2 separate regions of the Homo sapiens genome follow, and region 2 is linked to region 1. Evidence: chromatin contacts called from ENCODE Hi-C or POLR2A ChIA-PET data. All regions are on one chromosome and are shown on one strand. The core of a region is the stretch at or near the end of the contact, and the rest is flanking DNA. Distances in the headings are between cores, read along the strand shown. Region 1 holds the start of AGO3 (argonaute RISC catalytic component 3). Region 2 holds the start of UTP11 (UTP11 small subunit processome component).

Region 1 (4,536 bases), core at 76-2,575:
AATAGTAAATACTTGTGTTATTCACTAACATTTGGGGAGGATTTTCTCTGTGCTTTATGTATATTACCTAACCTTACAAACTGTGTAAGGTACATGCTGTTCTCTCAATTTTTCAGATAAGAAAATTGAAGCCCAGAGAGATCAAGTGACTGATCCAAAGTCCCACAGTGAGGGGAACTGAAGATAGGATATTCTTTCTCCTTTTCCTCTTTAAAAAATTATTTTGATTAAAAAAAACCGTATTACTGAAGCATAGGGACATGGGGAGAAATTATGAATGATTCCTCAGCCTGAATAAAATAGTATGTTTCATTAAGGCAACAAATATTTATTAAGGACCTAATATTTGCCTGACATTCAAGTGAGGTGGGGGGCACACAAGTAGTAAATAAATAACAGACTGGGCAAAGGGCTACCAAGGCAATACTGTAGTAGACTAACAGGTGCCCCACCATAGATGGGTGGTCCGGAAAAGGCGTCTCAGATGTCTTTCGTTGAGACGCAAAAAAAAGCTGTGGGGTAGGGCGTAAGGGGAGGGTGGAGAAGAGAGAGAGGGTTCCTGGCCAAGGGAACCAAAAGCAGAGAAGCTCCAAGTCAGAAAAAAGCAGCGGTTGGCCCGTTGGGAGAATTGGAAGCCAACCAGTATAGCTGTAGCACAGGCGGGGCCCATTTACGCCGTGCGTTTTCACCCTGGAAAGGAGTTTGGGTTTTCAAGTGTGACGAGGCGCTATTAAAGAGTTTTAAACATGGAAATTACTCGATCTGATGTTTGTGTAGTGTCCTGTTTGTTAGTCATCTTTTCCAAACTATAATACATTTTTTTTTTCCTAAAAATGGTCGTTAAAGCAGCCTAGGACTTAGGTCAATTGCGGTGGTCACTTGACCGCCTGTGAGGAGGCGGCGCGTGGGGTGGATCGGACTGGGCGTGGCGGGGGCTCAGGAAGGAGGGTGGCCCTACCCCAGCGGGCTCGGCTCGGGGCCTCCGCGGCAGTTCGGGGTCCTTCACCCGCCGGCTCCAGGTAGGCTACTCCTCAGGTAAGCCCCGCCGCCAGCCGCGACGTCGTCGCAGACAGGCACCGCCCCCACTCGTGCGGCGCGAGTAGTCCTGCCCCTCCGCGTTGTCTCCGGCCGGCACGGCCCGGCGGGGTACGGCCGAGCCCGCCGCATGTGGCCCGGCTCCCGGACACCTCCCCGGCGTCCTCCGCGCCGGCCGCTCCTGCCCCGACGTCGCTCCGGCACGGCTCGGGGCCCAGAGGCGAGGCGAGGACGCCGGGCAAGCCAGGCAGCGGAACTGACGCCGGCGAGCTTCCGGGGCGGCCCCGGGCAGGTCGGCGGCGGCGGCCCGCAGTCGTGGAGGAGCGGTGGGAGCGTCGGCGGCCGCGGGCGATGCAACTTCCGGACGGGACTCCCCTCTGTCCGCGCCTCACATCTCCCCTTCCTCTCGCCTAGTCCTGTGCCGTTTTCCGTCCGCGACTCTTCCGGCCCAGAGCTTTCGGAGTGCGGTTGCTCAGGGGAAGCCGTCGCCGCCCCCGCCTCGGGGCCGAGTGAGAGTGCCCGTCGCGTCGCGCCGCGTCGCCCCCCGGGCCGCCTCCTTGCCGCCAGTGGCGGGCTCCGTTCTCCCTCGAAGCACTCCCCCCAGCTCCATGAATGGAAATCGGCTCCGCAGGTGAGTCAGAGTAGCTGGGCCAGGTAGGGGATGTCACCCAGCTACTGTCCTCTGAGCATCCCTGCTCCTCCCGCCCGGCCCAGGTGCGCGAGGTGAGCGTCGGGCGGGCATCGCTCGGTCTCCCGCCCCTCGCCCTGCTCCTCCGCGACCTCCCCGCAGCCCAGCCCCAGTTCCCCGGGGGCCCCTGAGTCGGCGAAACTGCGAGGCGGGGAAACGCTTGGAGGATTTAAGTTTGGGGTTATCTAGGCGGCATTACTCTTTGCTGGAGTACCCTTCTTCTAGACTTTAGAATGGTTTGCCATTGTCTAGTTGGAGTGCGTGTCCTTTAGCCAGGTTGTGTGTTCCGTAGAGGCTGGGCAGCCAGCCAGCTCCCTTACCTACCTCTTAGGATAGTTGTGAAGATAGGCTGAGATAACGGATAACTTCAGATTAAGTTCGAAGGAGGTGTTGGTGCAACGTTAAATTCAACATGGCATTGCTCCTACCCTCGAGTTCTTTTCTGTTGTTTGTGGCAGCATGGTAGATAGTTTCTGAGGAGCTTGGAAATGTCATAGCAGCCTGGATCCCTGCTTATACGAGGAGGTGGTTCTTAAAATTGCTGACAGTATATTTTTTTTCATTCTCTATTCCTTAGAGAAGTAGTTGTCATATTCCTGGAAATTTGGAATTTAAGAAAACTGCTTTATCTCTGGGGGCAAGAGCAGCAGTTTTGCAGTCTTAAGAGAAAATTGCAACATGGATAGTACTTGTCCTTAAAAAAGGAAAAGTATTGTTTATGGTTCTAAAGTAATTAATTCAGGGACAGAAAGGTGTTGCATAACGGTTTGCCTAACAAATGATCATGCTTGGCTTATTAAATTTGAAAGTATGCTTCAGACGATCACAAGTTCGTAAATTAATTTTCAAAATATTTGCGGGGCTGTCTTGTTACTAATGGTGTTACAAGTTCCTGAATTCCATATCTCTTTTTGCCAATTTGATATAAGAAAAACTTACGTAAAAGAAACCAGTGACATAACGATAGCTAAGAACTTTGTTGAATAGATTACGTGTCAAATGGTTGCAAAAAAGCACTCAAACTGGGGAGATGAGATGGGGAGAGAGTTACAAATTTTTTTTTTTTTTTTTTACAAATTTTGTTACATGGAAGTTTCTCTAATCAATTTAGACCATATCTCTTTTTCCTGCTCCATTGTTTCGCTTTCCCCCATATCGTCTTAAAAGGTCTGTCTGGATTGTGAAAAGATTTCGACTCTTATTCAGTTTTGATTTGTGTATTTCTGAAACTGTCCTGCCCTTTTAAAAAAATTACCATACTACTGTTTTACTGTACAGGAGATGTGATTATTTGGGACCATAGGTGATCTTTGTACATAACTGTCCTGTTGTCAAGTCTGGAAAACAAGTCATGAAGGTCAGACCCTTTATTAATCATCCCAAAACTTTTAAAGATATTTCAAAAAAGTTTTTAAAGTTTTTTCTTTTTCTCCTTAGGGTTTTTCATATGATATTGTGCCCATATATATGGGAAATGTCTTAGAAAACATTTGTTACATCAAACCACCTAGTCAACTGGTACAACTAAGCCAAGTACAGCTCAGAAAATACATTTTACCTCTTCTTTTTTGGGTGTCCCATTGCTGAAATGGATACCCATTTAGCTGTCTTCACATTTGGGGAAGTGTGTAGTTAGATTATCAACTATATGCCTGGGTCTCTTGAAAAGTAAAGTTTTTTCTTCAGTACAGTTTATACATGATTGAATGTAGCCTAATAATGAAGATAAGCTATACTTTGGCTCAAGATTGTCATCAGAAACAAAATTTTCATTATTCCTGAGACTTGTATATAATTGGTATGCTTAGCTTTAAGTTGAAAGCATAGCTGTGCAACTAAATTTTAAATCCATAATTTAGGCTGGGTGTGGTGGTTCATGCCTGTAATCTCAGCACTTTGGGAGGCTGAGGAAGGATGATCGCTTGAGCCCAGCAGTTGGAGACCAGCCTAGGTAACATAGTGAGACCTGCCTCTACAAAAAACAGAAAACTTAGCCGAGAATTGTGGCACATGTCTCCAGTCCTAGCTACTTGGGAGGCTGAGGCAGGAGAATGGATTGAGCCCAGAAGGCAGAGATTGCAGTGAGCTATGATCGCGCCACTAACTCCAGCCTGGGTGACGGAGCAAGACCCTGTCTCAAAAAAAAAAAAAAAAAAAAAAAAAAAAAAAATCATCATTTGACACGTATTTTGATTTTAAAATTTTAGTATAAATGTTCTCAAAAAGTCTATTGACTCAGTATTGAATCTTGGCTTTCCAATTCTGCCATAAGTTTTTCTTTTTTGTGGAGATTCTCAGGAATCATCTTGTGATAGGATATTTTAAATTCTAGTTGCTCGGTGGATACACAGAAAACTGTTAAATTTGTTTACATTAGGGAACCTCGAACACAAATACCATATAAGTTAGTATTTGTTCTTTCATATGAAATATTTTAAATGCTTTTTAAGGATATCTTGTGCAATCTACTGATTTAGTACCATCAGAACTTTGATTTAACAAAAAAAAAGGTGAAATTAGTTAAAAATTAATCAACAGTTTAACATCTGTGTCTGTGACTCTTTAGTTGGGGAACATCTGATGAAACACCGTTTTTTATGGTCTAATTACTGCTGAACTAAGAGTATAGGTTATGTTTCAGTTCTAAATAAAGTGGGAATAGGGAGCTGCAGAAATGCTTGATGATGTTACTTCTCCTGAGTACTCATTTTTTAGGTCCATACTATTCTAGTCTATGTTTTCAGGTAATGTTAGACTACCGTTTAGGACAGAGGAACTACACTTTATAATGGAAGAAAAACATTTACTTTTAC
Region 2 (4,536 bases), core at 936-3,435, 2.1 Mb after region 1:
GCTCAAACTCATACTTTCAGCTCTTTCAGGCCCACTGGTCGACTGGACTGGCATTTCTGGGGACTAAGGGGACGATTTCCCTGGAGCTCCTGAGCTGGAGGAGTGACCCCTGTCATGAGAAATGCGTGCAATTATACATCCTGTTTCATGTGGTGGAAAAGAAACCAAATACCTCTGGAATGCTCTACTGTGCCCAATCCTCTCTCTAAACTTAGAAGCAGGTTTAGTAATAATAAAAATAACAATAGTAACTCCATTTTATTGTGAACTTGCTAAGGAATAAAAACAGCATTAAGCACTTTAAACATAGTTCGTTTTGGCCGGGTGCGGTGGCTTACGCCTGTAATCCCAGCACTTTGGGAGGCTGAGGCAGGCGGATCACGAGGTCAGGAGATTGAGACCATCCTGGCTAACACGGTGAAACCCCATCTCTACTAAAAATACAAAAAATTAGCCTGGCGTGGTGGTGGGCACCTGTACTCCCAGCTAGTCAGCAGGCTGAGGCAGGAGAATGGTGTGAATCCGGGAGGCGGAGCTTGCAGTGAGCCGAGATGATGCCACTACACTCCAGCCTGGGCAACAGAGCGAGACTCTGTCTCAAAAAAAAAAACAAAAAACAAAAAACCAACATATTTCGTTTAATCATCAAAACAGTCCTGTGGGTATAGTATTATTATTACCTCAGTTTTACAGATGGGGAGATGGAGGCTCAGTGAATCTAACTTTACCTTGACTGGGGTGGCATCAGAACACACCTCATGGGTCATTACCTTGTACTGCCTCTGATTCGCATATCGTCAACCAGCCATTCCCTTAGGGATGTGAGGGACTCAGAACTTTATAGCTATTGTCATTGGGTGATTTCCTTCTATGCTCTTTACAGATATGACTCCTCAGTTCAACTGTGAGCTCTTGACAGCAATATGAGGCAAGAAGTGTATGTTATTATTATCCTCATTTTATGCTTGAGAAAAATGATGCTCATTAAAGTCAAGAAACCTGCCAAAAGTCACACAGCCTGTAAGTGAATGGCAGAGCCAGTTATGGTTTTAAGGTCTCTTGTCTCTCTATAGAATATTTTTTCCTGTACACTGTTGTAGAGGAGCAAAAAATGGACAGGTCAGATGAATGAAGTTTATATAGTGTCCCAAGTTACAGAAAAGAATAGTGGCATGGGGCCTCTGGGGGCTGGTGGCAACACATATTATGGGAAGGTGAGAGGAGGAAATGTCCTGTTATGGAGATAAAATCTCTCAGGAAGTAATAGTTGTCAGCCCTCTTCTTGACACAGATACCTCACTAAAAATGTAGATTTCCTTTGTAGGTGATAAATTTATTTCTACAAAAGGAAGGACAGCTTTTCAGAGCAACTCCTGTATCTGCAGTTTCTCAGCATAACCAGCTTTAAGAAACAAGCCAGAGAAATATATATTTTGGGGTGGCATATTCTGGCCTCCCACAGTCATATTTTGGAGTGGTGAGTCCTGAGCCCCAACAGTGTTTTTTTTTTTTTTTTTTTTTTTTTTGAGACGGAGTCTCACTCTATTGCCCAGGCTGGAGTGCAATGGCGCCATCTCGACTCACTGCAACCTCTGCCTCCCAGGTTCAAGTGATTCTCCTGCCTCAGCCTCCCGAGTAGCTGGGATTACAGGCGCGCACCACCAAGCACAGCTAATTTTTGTATTTTTTTTAAGTAGAGACGGGGTTTCACCATGTTGGGCAGGCTCCTGACCTCGTGATCCGCCTGCCTTGGCCTCCCAAAGTGCTGGGATTACAGGCGTGAGCCACCGCGCCCAGCCAGCCCCAAAACTGTTAAATCCGTACTGCTCTAGCTTTAAACATACCTTCTAGATACAGCAACCCGTGCCGAGCTGTAAGTGACTGCACATGCGCACACGCTAAGCCCAGCTCAGACGGAGGCCAGTGCCAGCCACGTGTTCCCAGGTGCCCACGCGGGCCAAGCGCGAAGGCGAGATCTGGGTAGCGTGGACAGGCGCTAGCGAATAAGAACTGGCTCTTATAGAGTCACGAGACTATATCTGGGAAACTACACTTCCCAGAAGCAGCCTGCGGTGACTGCCTCTGTTAAATGACGTACTTCCTGAAAGCCGGCTCCGGATAGGTTGCTTAGAGGAAGTAGGCGGTTCTAAACCGCCGGCGGCTAGGCCTATTTCCGGTAGGAATCAGTGGACTTGGCGGCAGAGGCAGTGCGGATCCGGCGTTCTCCACTGATCTTTTCCAAGGCTGTACAGACATGGCGGCGGCTTTTCGGAAGGCGGCTAAGTCCCGGCAGCGGGAACACAGAGAGCGAAGCCAGGTAGGACCATACAGGCCCCACAAGTGCTGGCCTTTGTCGCCATGTGTTACCCTTGCCCCAACCCTGTCGCCACCGTGGGATCCGGGTCCAAACTGTATAGTATATAAATGCACGTAAATGTATGTTAATGACGCTGGCGTGGCTGGGGCGGAGCTTCGTGGGAACGAGTGGAGGGGATTTGTCGTTTCCGTTCTAGGAAAAGCAGGGGTGCCCCCCTTTCCTTGGGGATATAAAACCTGCTCTGGAAGATTTCAGTGTGGTGATTGAGTAAGATGTCTGTCAAGTGCCTGGTCTCTTCTGAGGAGTTGAGGTCAGAGCTCATGTAGGCAACAACTGCTGGGCTGAAATTGGATCCCACGTCTAATGGGCAGCTCCGCCTGCTGCATATGGGGGCCCTGACCGAAGAGACTGTGGTTACTAATGTGGTATCATCATCACGCTGGGCTTGTGGTTCATGAAGATCTGCCATATGTGCTTTTTGTTTAAGCCTTACCCCTTAATGTTGGCCTTTTCCATTCCCATTATACAGATGAGGAAACTGAGGTCCAGAGTGGTGACTTGTCCAGTTACAAACACCAGATTCAGGCAGAGTAAACAGTTCTAGGATTTCTATGGTGGGTGTGTCTGTGTAGGGAGGTTGAGTAGAAATAAGCTTATATGCAGAATCAGTTGATACACTGTCAGGAATCCCGTGCTTAATATCTGATTCAGAAAGGCCCTTAGACATACATATGTGCTCCAACTTAGTTTTACAGATGAGGAAGACAGGGGAAAGAGTTGTGCAGCTGACTGATGGGATAGAACTAAGGCCTCTTAACTACAGTTCAGTCTTCCTGCTTAATAGCATATATCAAACTTTTTTTTTTTGAGATGGAGTCTCACTCTGTTGCCCAGGTTGGAGTGCAGTGGCACGATCTCGCCTCACTACAACCTCCGCCTCCCAGGTTCAAGCGGTTCTCCTGCCTCAGCCTCTCGAGTAGCTGGGACTGCAGGTGCACACTACCATGCCCTGCTAATTTTTGTATTTTTAGTAGAGACGGGGTTTTGTCAGATTGGCCAGGCTGGTCTCGAACTCCTGACCTCTGGTGATCCACCCGCCTTGGCCTCCCAAAGTGCTGGGATTACAGGCGTGAGCCCCTGCACCCGGCCAAAACTATCACCTTTTGAGCACTTACTATATGCTAGGCACAGCCCTGCATGTTTTTACAATTGTCTCATGTAATCCTACAACATCCCTCTGAAGTGGATGTTACCCTCATTCCTCATTTTACAAATGAGGAATCTGGTGCTTAAAGAGATTGAATAGTATATCCAAAGTCACAGTTGTAAGTAGTGGAATTGGATTAGCAGAGAAGACAGAGGGCTTTCAGAGCTGGCTGTGGACATGGCATGGCCATGGCTGAGTAGGAACAGATGGCCTGTGTAGAAGAGGTGAGAAGAAGACCATCCTGAAAAGGTGGGTAAACCGTTGACACAAACGTTCCATATTTGGGTAGTTTGGACTTTATCCTGCAGATCCTTCAGTAGGGCAGCAGGGGAGCTACTGAAGATATTTTGTATGGAGGGTGTATGTGTTATTACGTAAACTATTTCAGATACAATACCAGGTTTCCTTTTGTAATGCGATTGTACATTCAGGTGGACATGAGAGATTTCAAGATTTCTGCCTCACCTCATGTTGTTGCTTTTTTGACCCTTTAGCTTGCTTTCTCTACTCTGTTAACCTCCCTTTGCTGTAATTAAAGTTAAAATTATTAGGGGAGGTTTGGTATTATTTTACTTATGTTTTTGAGATAGTGTCTCCCTCTGTTGCCAAGGCTGGAGTGAGTGGGGCAATCACGGCTCACTTCAGGCTCGACCCCCTCACTCAAGCCATTCTTTTGCCTCAGCTTCCTGAGTAGCTGGGACCACAGGCGTGTACTGTGACACCCAGCTAATTTTATTTTATTTTTTTAATTTGTAGAGATGAGGTCTCACTGTGTTGCCCAGGCTGGTCTCGAACTCCTGGGCTCAAGTGATCTGCCCACCTCAGCTTACCAAAGTGCTAGGATTGCAAGTGTGAGCCTGGCCTTAAATAGTTATTTATTGCATCACTTGAAGGATAAAAGATGAGAAAGATGACTGTTAAAAATCCTACCCAAATTATTATACAAGTTTTTTTTTGTTTGTTTTTTTGAGGCGGAGTCTCGCCCTGTTGCCCAGGCTGGAGTGCGATGGTG

What was found. Hi-C counts contacts between places; a loop is a spot of excess contacts on that map. ChIA-PET counts read pairs that join two places held with the same protein, here RNA polymerase II (POLR2A). Pooled maps may share reads with other maps.
Region 2: a loop to region 1 is called in a pooled map, with 4 times the contacts of the local background. The contact joins the promoter of UTP11 here to the promoter of AGO3 in region 1. A Hi-C loop is called at or near these places in 1 of 50 pooled maps. POLR2A ChIA-PET finds 5 or more read pairs at or near these places in 2 of 52 experiments (WTC11 and activated naive CD4-positive, alpha-beta T cell).

What each region holds. Positions count from the first base shown.
Region 1 is chr1:35,929,780-35,934,315 of GRCh38, forward strand. It overlaps AGO3 (argonaute RISC catalytic component 3), which reads left to right and starts at 1,326. Exons shown (of 19, transcript NM_024852.4): 1 at 1,326-1,666. The coding sequence starts at 1,648. It overlaps AGO1 (argonaute RISC component 1), which reads left to right. Exons shown (of 19, transcript NM_012199.5): 19 at 1-753. RefSeq lists enhancers at 942-1,465, 1,466-1,990, 1,991-2,513 and silencers at 969-1,478, 1,489-1,828.
Region 2 is chr1:38,010,549-38,015,084 of GRCh38, forward strand. It overlaps UTP11 (UTP11 small subunit processome component), which reads left to right and starts at 2,186. Exons shown (of 8, transcript NM_016037.4): 1 at 2,186-2,317. The coding sequence starts at 2,255.